2 separate regions of the Homo sapiens genome follow, and region 1 is linked to region 2. Evidence: chromatin contacts called from ENCODE Hi-C or POLR2A ChIA-PET data. All regions are on one chromosome and are shown on one strand. Each heading gives the region's core, a stretch centred on a gene start or an enhancer-like site at or near the end of the contact. The rest is flanking DNA. Distances are from core to core; before and after follow the strand shown. Region 1 overlaps LOC105374531 (a long non-coding RNA gene). Region 2 has its middle 160 kb from the start of LINC01913.

The links. A loop is a pair of places that touch in the nucleus more often than their neighbours do. ChIA-PET counts read pairs that join two places held with the same protein, here RNA polymerase II (POLR2A). Pooled maps may share reads with other maps.
Region 1: a loop to region 2 is called in a pooled map, with 2.5 times the contacts of the local background. The contact joins two enhancer-like sites. A Hi-C loop is called at or near these places in 2 of 37 single-sample maps with no recorded cell type and 4 of 50 pooled maps. POLR2A ChIA-PET finds 5 or more read pairs at or near these places in 1 of 52 experiments (activated T-cell).

The regions. Positions count from the first base shown.
Region 1 is chr2:42,084,799-42,090,504 of GRCh38, forward strand. The region is part of intron 1 of LOC105374531 (a long non-coding RNA gene); the gene reads right to left. Among named protein-coding and RNA genes, the nearest start is that of PKDCC, 40 kb to the left of the region's middle. RefSeq lists an enhancer at 1,752-1,811. Within about 2 kb of position 1,878, at least 2 of the 41 ENCODE cell types and tissues checked have a DNase peak (open chromatin) inside an H3K27ac peak, as active enhancers do.
Region 2 is chr2:41,713,488-41,719,241 of GRCh38, forward strand. No RefSeq gene overlaps it. Among named protein-coding and RNA genes, the nearest start is that of LINC01913, 160 kb to the right of the region's middle. RefSeq lists an enhancer at 2,342-2,451. Within about 2 kb of position 2,349, at least 5 of the 41 ENCODE cell types and tissues checked have a DNase peak (open chromatin) inside an H3K27ac peak, as active enhancers do.

The sequences.
Region 1 (5,706 bases), core at 628-3,127, 370 kb after region 2:
CATGGAGCACCGTGGGGAGATCTGGCTCTGCCCTGACCACTGTTGGGTGTGGGCAAGTGACTTCCACTCTCTGGGCCTTGGTTTCCTCCCTTGTTAGATGAAGGAGTTAGACTTGGTCTTTGTGCTTCCTTTCAGCCCTTGCCTGCTAAGTGAGGTGGCTGTGCTTTTATATGCCCCAAAGAAAGACCAGATAAACAGGAGCAGGCAGGGGAAGAAGATGGGGAAGAAGAATAAGGAGGAGGGTTGTTGAATTAGATGAATTCCCACTTAGGGAGGCCAAGGCAGGCAGATCGCTTGAGGTTAGGAGTTTGAGACTAGCCTGGCCAACATGGTGAAACCTCGTCTCTACTAAAAATACAAAAATGAGCCAGGCATGGTGGCAGGCACCTGTAATCCCAGCTACTCGATAGGCTGAGGCTCGAGAATTCTCTTGAACCCAGGAAACAGAGGTTGCAGTGAGCTGAGATTGCATCACTGCACTGCAGCCTGTGTGACAGAGTGAGACTCTGTCTAAAAAAACAAACAAACAAAAAAAGAATTAGATGATGCCCTTGCAGTCTCTTCCTGCCCTAGGATGTCTTCTTCTGAGTTCTCTGGCCCTTCAGAGAAGGAGAGAGGGGAAGCTGCTTACTAAAGGCCCCATTGGCAGGCCCATAATCAGGAGCCTGGTACACTCCAAGGAGGTCACAAAGAGTGTTCCACTGATTCTGGGATGGGGGTGACATGGACCAAGTCAGACCTCAGGACGGGCCACTGCCCAGGCAGGACCTAGCTTCTGGGAGCCTATCTAGGCTGATGGAGATCAATGAGGGGAAGGGAGGATCCAGAGGTACACAATCTTCTTCTCAGGAATTTCCTACAGGAAAAAGGGCAGCAGAGACCTGACCCTTTCCAGTGTGGGGGCTGTGACCTTGGCTGTGCCATAGGAGCCATGACAGGCCTGAGATAGAGTATGTGAGCTGGGGTATTGACAGGTCCTGTCATTGGTTTGCCAAGTATTTTCAAGAACATATGACCTGTCACGTACAGTGGGAGGCACAGGGAATGCAAAGGTGAATAAGACCAGGGTTCTGTGAGAGTTTGCAGTGGGATATTCCAATGGGGCGAGCCATGGGATTTGCAACAGGGATTGCAGAGGAGATTGGGAAAGGATCGTAAAGGCATTTGTTAAAAGTTCCAGGAATGAGGTGTGAAGGACGGCATGTGGTCTTTAATTAAGACCTGCAGTGGAGGCTATGATGGGATTGCCTGTTGGGGATATAATGGGATGTTTTGGGGTTGGTCCAGCAGCCGTAAAATGGGAATATAATGGGAGTGTGTTGGTAGATATAACAAAGTATGTGTGGGGTGGGGGTCGATAGGATAATCCATTGACAGAGCAGCCTTTCCTGACAGCTCAGATGAGATCAGATTCTTCCTGTTGATATGGTCTCATAGTATCATATTTATCATCTATTACACTTCCCACAATTGAAATGAGTCCATTGTTTTGTACTTATTTGCTTAATGTCTATCTCCTTTACTAGGCTGTAAAAGCTGTCGGGGCTGTTGCCATGGAGGGAGGCATGGGTGTTGCTCACTACTGTACCCCATTCTCCTCCCCGCCCCAACACACAGCCCAGGACTGGGCACATAGGAAGCTCTCAATCAATAATCACTCATGGAAAGAATGGATGGAGACAGGATCTAGAACTAGCTTAGCTCCATGATCATCAAGGTGGTCAAGCCCCCTCCCCAAATCCAGACCCAAATCCTGCAGGGTTGCTCAATGTCCTCAGAATAAGTAACGGTTTTGTTATTGAATCTGGAGACTTTGGTTTCATTTGAAGGGAGGTGTTGCCATCTGGTGCCAAATTGGAGAAATACACTGAGAGAAAGTTCCTTCTGCTCCAGTTCTAGCAGCCTCCACTGACTACCCGCCCGGTGACCGTCAGCCAGCCTTCAGCCCCAGCTGCACAGAAATCAGTCCCATCTTCTCCCACTGCCTCGGGAAGTCAGGCAGCAAGAGTTCAGAAAACAGAGACCATGCAGGCCCTGTGCTGGACTACCCCTTCATCAGTCCCTCCAGTCAGCTCTCAGGTCATCATGGGCGCACCCTCACTCCTTCCTAACTTTGAACCCAAATGCTCATCCTGAAAAGCAGCAGCCCAGTGTGGGAGCAGGAGCCACAAATGAAGCTTTGATTCCACAATTAACATATGAGAAATTTCTCATCATCCGAGATTTTATTTTGGTCAATCCAGTTGACCCGCTCTGGATGGTGGGCACTGATGGAGATTTTGGAGACAAAAGACTTGTTTCTATATCATATCCTGTCATTGGCAGATGAGTATATTCCCCAGAAGTTAACTTTTTCCTCCTCTTTCTCTCCTCTGTCCTTGCCTTGAAAGCAAACACCGCTTGGCTCACACGACAATGGGGCCCAGACTTTTTTCAAGTCCAACATTGAAATCAAGCTTACAAAACAGAGAAAATGGAGATTTAATCTGCAATATAAAAGGATGAATTGCTTTACAATGTGAGTCACTACAGTTTCACTGATTCAACAAATATTTGTTATGCTCCTACTGTGTGCCAGGCATCTTTCTAGCCACAAGGAAATCAGCAGTGAATAAAACTCCAGCTCAAAGGGGTCTACATTCCAATGGAGCATCTCTCACCATGGAGCTCCTTATCCTGTGTCCTCTCCTGAAAGCAGGAGCAGCATCAGCACCCTCCTCACTACCTCACCTAGCAATATGCATATGACATCTTAACAAGAGGACTGAACATTGAAAGGACGGCTTCACAGGAACACAGCTGCTCTATAAATGGAGTGTATATTTAAATTGTCTTTATATTTTATGGAACATGTTTTATTTGCATTATGTCACTTGGGTGGGGGACAGTGGCAGTGCCCCAAGGCCATCTCATAGAAGCATGCCAGCTGAGTACAAACACTGCATTCACTAAGCAAACCCAGATGCATGGCAGCTGCCTTGTTACTCCCCAGTCAGACCCCTAACACATTTTTTTAACTTATTGTCAAAAGAAAAACTTTTGACAAATTAAATTTAACAGAACTTATTTTAGCAAAGAACAATTCATTAATCAGGCAGCACTCAGAACCAGAAGAGGTTCAGAGAGCTCCCTTTGTAATGTGGGCAGTGAGTACTTTAGAACAGGGAAGTAACTTAAAAAAATAGCTTGATTAATTACAGCTAGGCATTTGCTTTATTTGGACGTGGTCTGGTCAGCTGTCAACCTATGATAGGCTGAAGTTCAGCTGCTTGTGACTCGCTGAAACCCAGCTATCTGTTAGAAAAAGTATAGTAGTTAGATTTTAGTACCTACTAAGTTAGGTCACAGATCATTACATAGAAACTCAATGTACAAAGACAGGGTCCAGGGCCAGGCACAGTGGCTCATGCCTGTAATCCCAGCACTTTGGAAGGCCAATGTGGGCGGATCGCTTGAGGTCAGGAGTTAGAGACCAGCCTGGCCAACATAGCAAAACCCTGTCTCTACTAACAATACAAAAATTAGCCAAGCATGGTGGCACGCACCTGTAATTCCATAAAACAAAAATTAGCTGGGCATGGTGGTGTGCACCTGTAGTCTTGGCTACTTGGGAGGCTGAAGCGCGAGAATCGTTTGAACTCGGGAGACGGAGTTTGCAGTGAGCTGAGATCACGCCACTGCATACTACAGCCTGGGTGATGGAGTGAGACTCCGTCTCAAAAAAAAAAAGAAGAAAAAAAAAAGACAGGCTCTAGGCCAAACTTAATTTAACACTATCAAATTAGAAAATATATTTTTGCCTATGATACTAGTCACAACCAGAGATATTAGGAGAGATGAGCACTCCTTATGTATTGCTGCTAGCACTGAAAATTGTTAGAACTACTAAAAATCAATCTGACAATATATTTAAAAACCTTGAAAAATATTTATACATACGGATTTAGTAGTTCTGAAGACATCTATACTACAAAATAATCTTAAAGATTTATGCACAAAGATTTTCATTTTAGCATAATTTACAATAGCAAACAAATTGAATCCACAAACATTCAACAGAGAATTATGTTATATTGGTATGATGTAAAAGTAGGCAGTCATTAATAATGATGTCACAGGCCGGGTGCGGTGGCTCATGCCTTGTAATCCAAGCGCTTTGGGAAGCCGAGGCAGGTGGATCACCTGAGGTCAGGAGTTCAAGACCAGCCTGGCCAACACAGTGAAACCCTGTCTCTACTAAAAATAAAAAAATTAGCCGGGCATGGTGGCCCACACCTGTAGTCCCAGCTACTCAGGAGGCCGAGGCAGAAGAGTTGCTTGAACCCAGGATGCAGAGGTTGCAGTGAGCCGAGATCATGCCACTGCACTCCAGCCTCGGCAGCAGAGTGAGATTCTGTCTCAAAAAAAAAAAAAAAGTCACAAATAATTTTTTGTGACATGGGGGAAAATATGTATCAAAAGTAGAACGCAAAATCTTATACATAATAAATTCATATCTATTTATTTAAAAAAAAAAAAAAAAAAGGTAAAAAAAAAACTAGAAGGAAATTACCAAAACATTGAAAGTAGTTAACTGTTGCTGGCCCCTAACCCATTCTATCTGGGAATTCTGAGGTAGTCATGGCCAGGGGGTATGTCATGGGCCATGTATGAGTTGTCATGGCCAGATGCTCCAGGGTGGAGCATCTCTGGGTGTTCTTCAGCAGAATGCTGCCCCCTAGCGGGCGGCCCACATCCTGGGCAGCTCAGGAGTCACTGGATTTCCTCGCGCTCCCGCGCCACCACTCTACTGTCACCCAGCGCGGCCCAAGTCAGCCCTGCCACCAACGCCCGCCGCGGTCGAGAAAAGGCACCCCTTAGCATTTATGGCTCTATTAATTTTCCAAAGGGTGGCCCGATTCTTTTAATTTCACTAGAGCCCTTTCTCTTCAATGACTTTTAAAATCTTCCCCCCGGGGCAAAGTTGAAGGACATAGAATACTACCCACTCATTCCACCTTAAAAGCATCTTCTGGAGCACCTTCAACTGGTACCCAGCATCTTGATCCTTCCCTACCTCAGGGTTAAGTGCTCCCCCACCAGAGCAGTTAATGCCAAGAGAGACTGTCCACAACGTCATTCTCCACCTTTCTCAGTCAATTGTGTCCTCACCACTGATCTCAAATTTTTGGTCACTGTTCCTCCCAGAAGACCCACAATATTTCATCCTTGTATCCCGCAATTCTTACCATGGGTGATAACAGTCAGCTTCCCTAGGGAACACTTACTGTAAATAGGCCAGATATGTGGAAAGATCTTAAGTTATTAATACCAATAAATAAAATAAATCACAGCAAAAGAAAAATTGGTCAATTAATAAATAACTGCTGTGTTGAAACACACACATACTCACCGCCCTTTCTGTAATAAAAAACAACTAAAAACATAAAAGTGAATGTCATGTGTCTGTTTTAAGGTGACGAAGCTAATACCATTGACAGAGAAAGCACTTTAAGGACCAAAATAGAAGGGAAGAAGCTCATCAAACAATCCCAGCTGAAGTGCTGTGGGCGAGGAACCTTCAGGTCCTGCCATGGAGGCAGGCCTCAGGCACAGACATTCTCATATGTGTGCGTAACAGAAAGGAGATAACTGCATTTCTCAGCACTCCTTCCAAGGAGCAGAATGAGCAATGGAAAGAACACTCCGAGAAGCTGGTTGGGCGGA
Region 2 (5,754 bases), core at 1,099-3,598:
AAAATATTTTTAGTTGGTAATTTTAATACACCAAATTCTGATTTAGAAAACAAAAATAACTGCAAATACACTTCTCTGTGAACGTCAGCCCCAGTGCCACTAAAATTCACATGACCTCTCTGACCCTGTGTTTCCTTTGATTCTGGGGTCTCAGCATTTGATCTCTGCAGAACAATAATCCTGATCCGTAAGAGTTAGCTTTTCAGAAGGAGGAAAAATCATTTACACATCAAATGTGAATCTACTTCCTTACTATATTTAATCTCCAGGAATGGACTCATAAAATAATAAAAGCCCCAGTTCAAATTAGTATCTGGTATTTCATTCCATTATCAAAAACCATGACCACATAATCTACTGGTTGGTAGAAAGGGAAGTCCTTCTCTGTTTAGACTTGAGCTCTGTGTAGATCAAGTTATGGTTGTCTGGATTGCCATCTGTATTAATCAAAATTAATACACAGAGGTTCTCTCACTCCATGTACATTTAATTTTTTAGAAAGGCTAAAACACATGGTTGCAGAATCAAATATAAATATTTACAACTGGAGTCCAATATAATCAGAGCTGATGGAAGATGGAACTTAGACAGAGGAAGGAAATGTATAGAATGTGGTAGGAATGGTAACATCCTAAAATGAGGGGTTAAGACATATAATTGAGATATTATTGAAGCTAAAGAACCAGAAACAAAGCTTCAAGGACATTATTTAAAGTTATAAAAGTAACTGGCTGGGTGCAGTGGCTCGCACCTGTAATACCAGCACTTTGGGAGGCAGAGGCATGCGGATCACCTGATGTCAGGAGTTCGAGACCAGCCTGGCCAACATGGTGAAACCCAGTCTCTACTAAAAATACAAAAAATTACCCAGGCTTTGTGGCAGGCACCTGTAATCCCAGCTACTTGGGAGGCTGAGACAGGAGAATCTCTTGAATCTGGAGGCAGAGGTTGTAGTAAGCCAAGATCACGCCATTGCACTCCAGCCTGGGCAACAAGAGTCAAACTCCGCCTCAAAAAAATAAATAAATAAATAAATAAATAAAAATAAAGTTATAAAAGTAGCCAATAAAAGAACTAAAATTATAAGTATAAATTATGTATAATACAAATACATGTATATATCTAAAAGCATTAGAAAGAAAACATGAGGAGAGAGCTGTGTGTAAGCAACCTTTTTTTCCTATCAAAGACGAAATACATGTTATTACATAATATATATCTAAATAACTACACACTATATATTATAAATCAAGAAATATTACCTGGAGGGCCACTGTGCAATATAGTGGCCACCAATCACATGTGGGTGTTGGGCACTTAAATTGTCATCTGCTGCAAGTTTAAAATATACAACCAATTTCAAAAACAACATAAAAATGAAAACTATCTCATTAATAATCTTTATATTATGTGTTGAAATAATATATTGGATATACTAGGTTAAATTAAATATATTATTAAAATTCGTTTTATATGTGTACTTTTACTTTTTTGGTGTGCCTGTAATTTAAAATGGTATATATGGCTCACATTAGATTTCCATTGGACAGGACTAATCTAGAGTTTTGGCACTAAACATCAGCACTAAAAATACAAGTAGTTACAAGAAGTGGCCTCCAGGAACCAGAACTGAGGGAAGAAGCTACACGGGACTGGAGCCAGTTGCTTTTCTCAGAAACCCTTCTGTAATATTTGAATCATTATCTTAAGCATACCTTTCTTTGCAAATTTAAAAAGATTAAAATGTCATAAATGTAGAAAGCAAATAAGGCCATAAAGGTAAAAATAATAATAATAATAATTGTGATGAGAGGGCAGGAGACGGGGTGGGAGGGAATATGGCTGTGATGGACATCATCCACGTGCAGGACAGAATCACAGAGGCCACCCTGTAGGTCAGCCTGGCAGCATTCAGCGTCCTTGTGGGCTGGCCCATGTCAGTAGCTTTCACGAACAAAACACAGTCACCCAGGCCAGGTGCAGTGGCTCACACCTGTAATCCCAGCACTTTGGGAGGCCGAGGCGGGCGGATCACGAGGTCAGGAGATCAAGACCATCCCGGCTAAAACGGTGAAACCCCGTCTGTACTAAAAATACAAAAAATTAGCCGGGCGTAGTGGCGGGCGCCTGTAGTCCCAGCTACTCGGGAGGCTGAGGCAGTAGAATGGCGTGAACCTGGGAGGCGGAGCTTGCAGTGAGCCGAGATCCCGCCACTGCACTCCAGCCTGGGCGACAGAGCGACACTCTGTCTCAAAAAAAAAAAAAAAAAAAAAAAACCACACACACAGAGTCACCCAGTCTCATTTCAGTTTCAGTTTCATCTTTGTCAGGCCCAGCCTTGGTCTCCAGTCCTGACTCTTATAATGACCTTTCTCTCCACCCCACGGCCCAATAGTCACATCTTCCACATTGTCCTAGAAATCATGTCATTTCCAATTTCTAGAAGGTCCTTGGCATCCAAAGCAATTCTGGGGTCCTGAGTCAACATCTTCCTCCTATAACCTCTTTCTCTTTTTCCTGTTTTTCCAAAAGGAAACCAATGCTCCTAAAAGTATTTTCTTAAGCAAGCTCTCAGTTGCAGAGAGCTCTGAGTCCCTAACATTTGGACCTTTTACTGTTTTCTCACATGTTAAACACTGTATCCCAATGTCTAAAATAGTAAGAAGGTCAATCCACACAGAAAATGCATTCGTGCAGTAAAAATTTATGAATGCCTACGGGTGCTGAGCACTGATCCAGGGAGCGGTACTCCAGGTAATATTTCTTGATTTATAATACATAGTGTGTAGTTATTAGATATATTATGTAATAACATGTATTTTCCTCTTTGACAAGGGATGGCAATGAACAAGACATCATCTGCTCTCTTAGAACTTACCTTTAGTGGGAGAGACAGATAAAAAGTAAACAAATATATACATAACTTTAAGTAATACATGCTTTTTATATTTTTATAATTTCATCAGAAAAATATGTAGATTAATGAGAGAGAGGGTGACGGGGTGAGGGGCAGAGGTGTCTATTTTAGAGATTTCTTACTGAGAAAGTGTGATTGGAGGGGACACTGAATGGAAAGGACCTAGCTACGCAAAAACCTGTAAGGAAGGTAAGTAACATTCCAAGTAAAGGGTGGCAGTGTCACAGGGCTTCAGATGGGAACGGACTCAGAGTATACAAAAGCTGCACGAAGGCAGGTGGGGCTGAGAAGAGCAGGTGAGGAGCAGAGCGGAGCCAGAGAGGCACAGAGGCAGCCTGCAACTGAGGGAGGGCTCTGTGGGCCCTGGTGAGGACTAGATTTTATTCCAAATACCACGGACTCTAGCAGGTTTGGAGCAAGGAGTGAATTGGCAGGACTTTTGATTTACTGACTGGTTTTCTTTCAGAACTATAAGTAATTAGTAAAATAAGTAAATTTTTTTTAAAAACCCTCCCCTTTTTTCCTTCTTTACTTTCAAAGTTAATTAAATAACAAGCATTAAGCCAGGCACAGTGGCTCATGTCTGTAATCCCAGAGTTTTGGGAGGCCAAAGTGGGATAATCACTTGAGGCCAGGAGTTCAAGACCACCCTGGGCAACATAGCGAAACCCTGTCTCTACAAAAATAAAAATTAGCTGGGCATGGTGATGTGCACCTGTAGTCCCAGCTACTCAGGAGGCTACAGTGGGAGGATGCTTGAGCCCAGGAGTTCAAGGCTGCAGTGAGCTAGGATTGTGCCACTGAGACCCTATCTCTAAAACAAAAAGTAGTAAAAAATAGGAATTATTAAATCAGAATTCATTATTCAGAATAAATTTTGAATTACCCTGGATCAACAAACAGACAGCTGACACTTATAGGACTGTCATTTTTCACTGCTGTATGCCCTTTGCAGGGGAACTTGGGTTTCGTACCTAATGTTTTCCAACTTAAGTTTTTACTGAGCCCTTTCTACAGAGCAGTACTGTGCTAGGCACTTGTTTACATGACCCCATCTCATTCGCAAAACATCCCTGTGATTAGTAAAATTACCCCAGTCCATATTTGAAGAAACAAATGCAGAGATGAAACTACTTGTCTCAGATTTTATGTCAATAAATGGCAGAGCCTAGATGCACACAGCTTTTCTGATGCAAAGCTCCACGCCACACTGTTTTTTATAGCCCTCTTATCAGCCATAATAGGTTTTTCTAGCATTTTAAAGGACAAATATCGAAATGAATCATCTATTTCGAGTTAAATAGTGGTTAATTGTCATCAGTTCCTGACAGTAAGTTAGAGATTCAGCAACGTAGGATAATTTGCTTGCAATTATGCAATTTGGTAGTGGCCAAGCTGGGATAATTATTAGATTTTCCCAAATGCTCCCATTGTTATTCAAGCCCATCTTTGAAAATTCAAAAGCAGAAAGACATAAATTAAACCTAAGGAGGAACCTGAGTTTCAAAGGAATAAAGGTTAATGAAGCTGTAGATATGCTCACACAAAAAGCAGTTGCATCCACAAAAATAAGAATATTCAAAGTGTGAGGCTAAAGCAGAGATGTGGGAGAGCGTATTATGAAGTAGAGGCAGCAACTGGGTGGGTGGATGGACATGCATGAACAGGAAGCCTGGTACCATGCCAGGCTAGTACCTCAATTCAACTGAGTAATCAAGGTTCCTACAGATTAGTCATTACAAACTGTTCACCAGGACAAACTGTGCTTTAAATTGATTGCATGCTTATCTTGTGTTTTACCTGTAATTTTTCAACAAGATTTGTGTCATATTGACCAGAGTATATCAATCTTGAAAAAGCTGATAAAAAAGTGTATTTTTATTAAGATTTATAAAAATAATATATTGCATATCACGACTGCTCATACAACTCTGTTGAAGCATTGCCACTGAGGTAAATGGAGAGAAAAATTCTATTACAATACTACATGCTTTACTGCACTAATATTTTCCCGTTGATTTTAAGCTGTATTGAAAAGCAAACTGGACCCTTCAGGAGTCATTTGTTGTAGCATTTGAAAAAAGCATTGATTTTAACATGGGGGCATATAATCAAGTTTCAGAAACATTCACATTGAGATGAGCTTTGAAAGGTTATTTGTCAGTGTTTCATTTGTCCAACCTCTGAATATTAAATTTTTAAGTCTTTCTCCCTTATCCTCTATCTCATGTCTAAAGTAATTTCCTTTAGAATTATGTCATTATTTTAAAATTGCCAACTTACCATGTTTCTTATTTCATCTTTCACATACAGAATTAAAATAACTAATAAGGTGAAGAAATATGGAGAATTTTTTAATTGCTTAAATTATAATGGTTTTGATGACAAAAATAATTATGGAATAATTAAGAATTTTAAATGACCCAAGGATTAAGTCTCCATGCATCTTTTGACATTGTCGTCATCAACACAAAGGGAAAGCAAGTGTGAAAGATTGCACAATGGGTTTTGTGACATGGCCTCAAACCAACTGCAAAGAATGAGAACTGCAGTCTTCCTCTTGCCCAGGAAAAGGAAATGGAATTTATTAATATCTAGCAAGTTTCTAACACAAAAACTAAATTAATAGAATTTACACAATAGTAAAGTGCTCAGATTCCCTTTTATTACTTATAAAAGTAGTTCAATGTTTCATCCCACAATCCATTTGTCTGTGTATAGTTTATTTTAACCTTATGAAGAAAACTCAGGGACAATGGCACAAAAGAAAAGTCTTTGCTAATGACATTCTGAGAGAAAAGTAAACCTCTCAATCTATGGTTCAACTCATCTCAGGA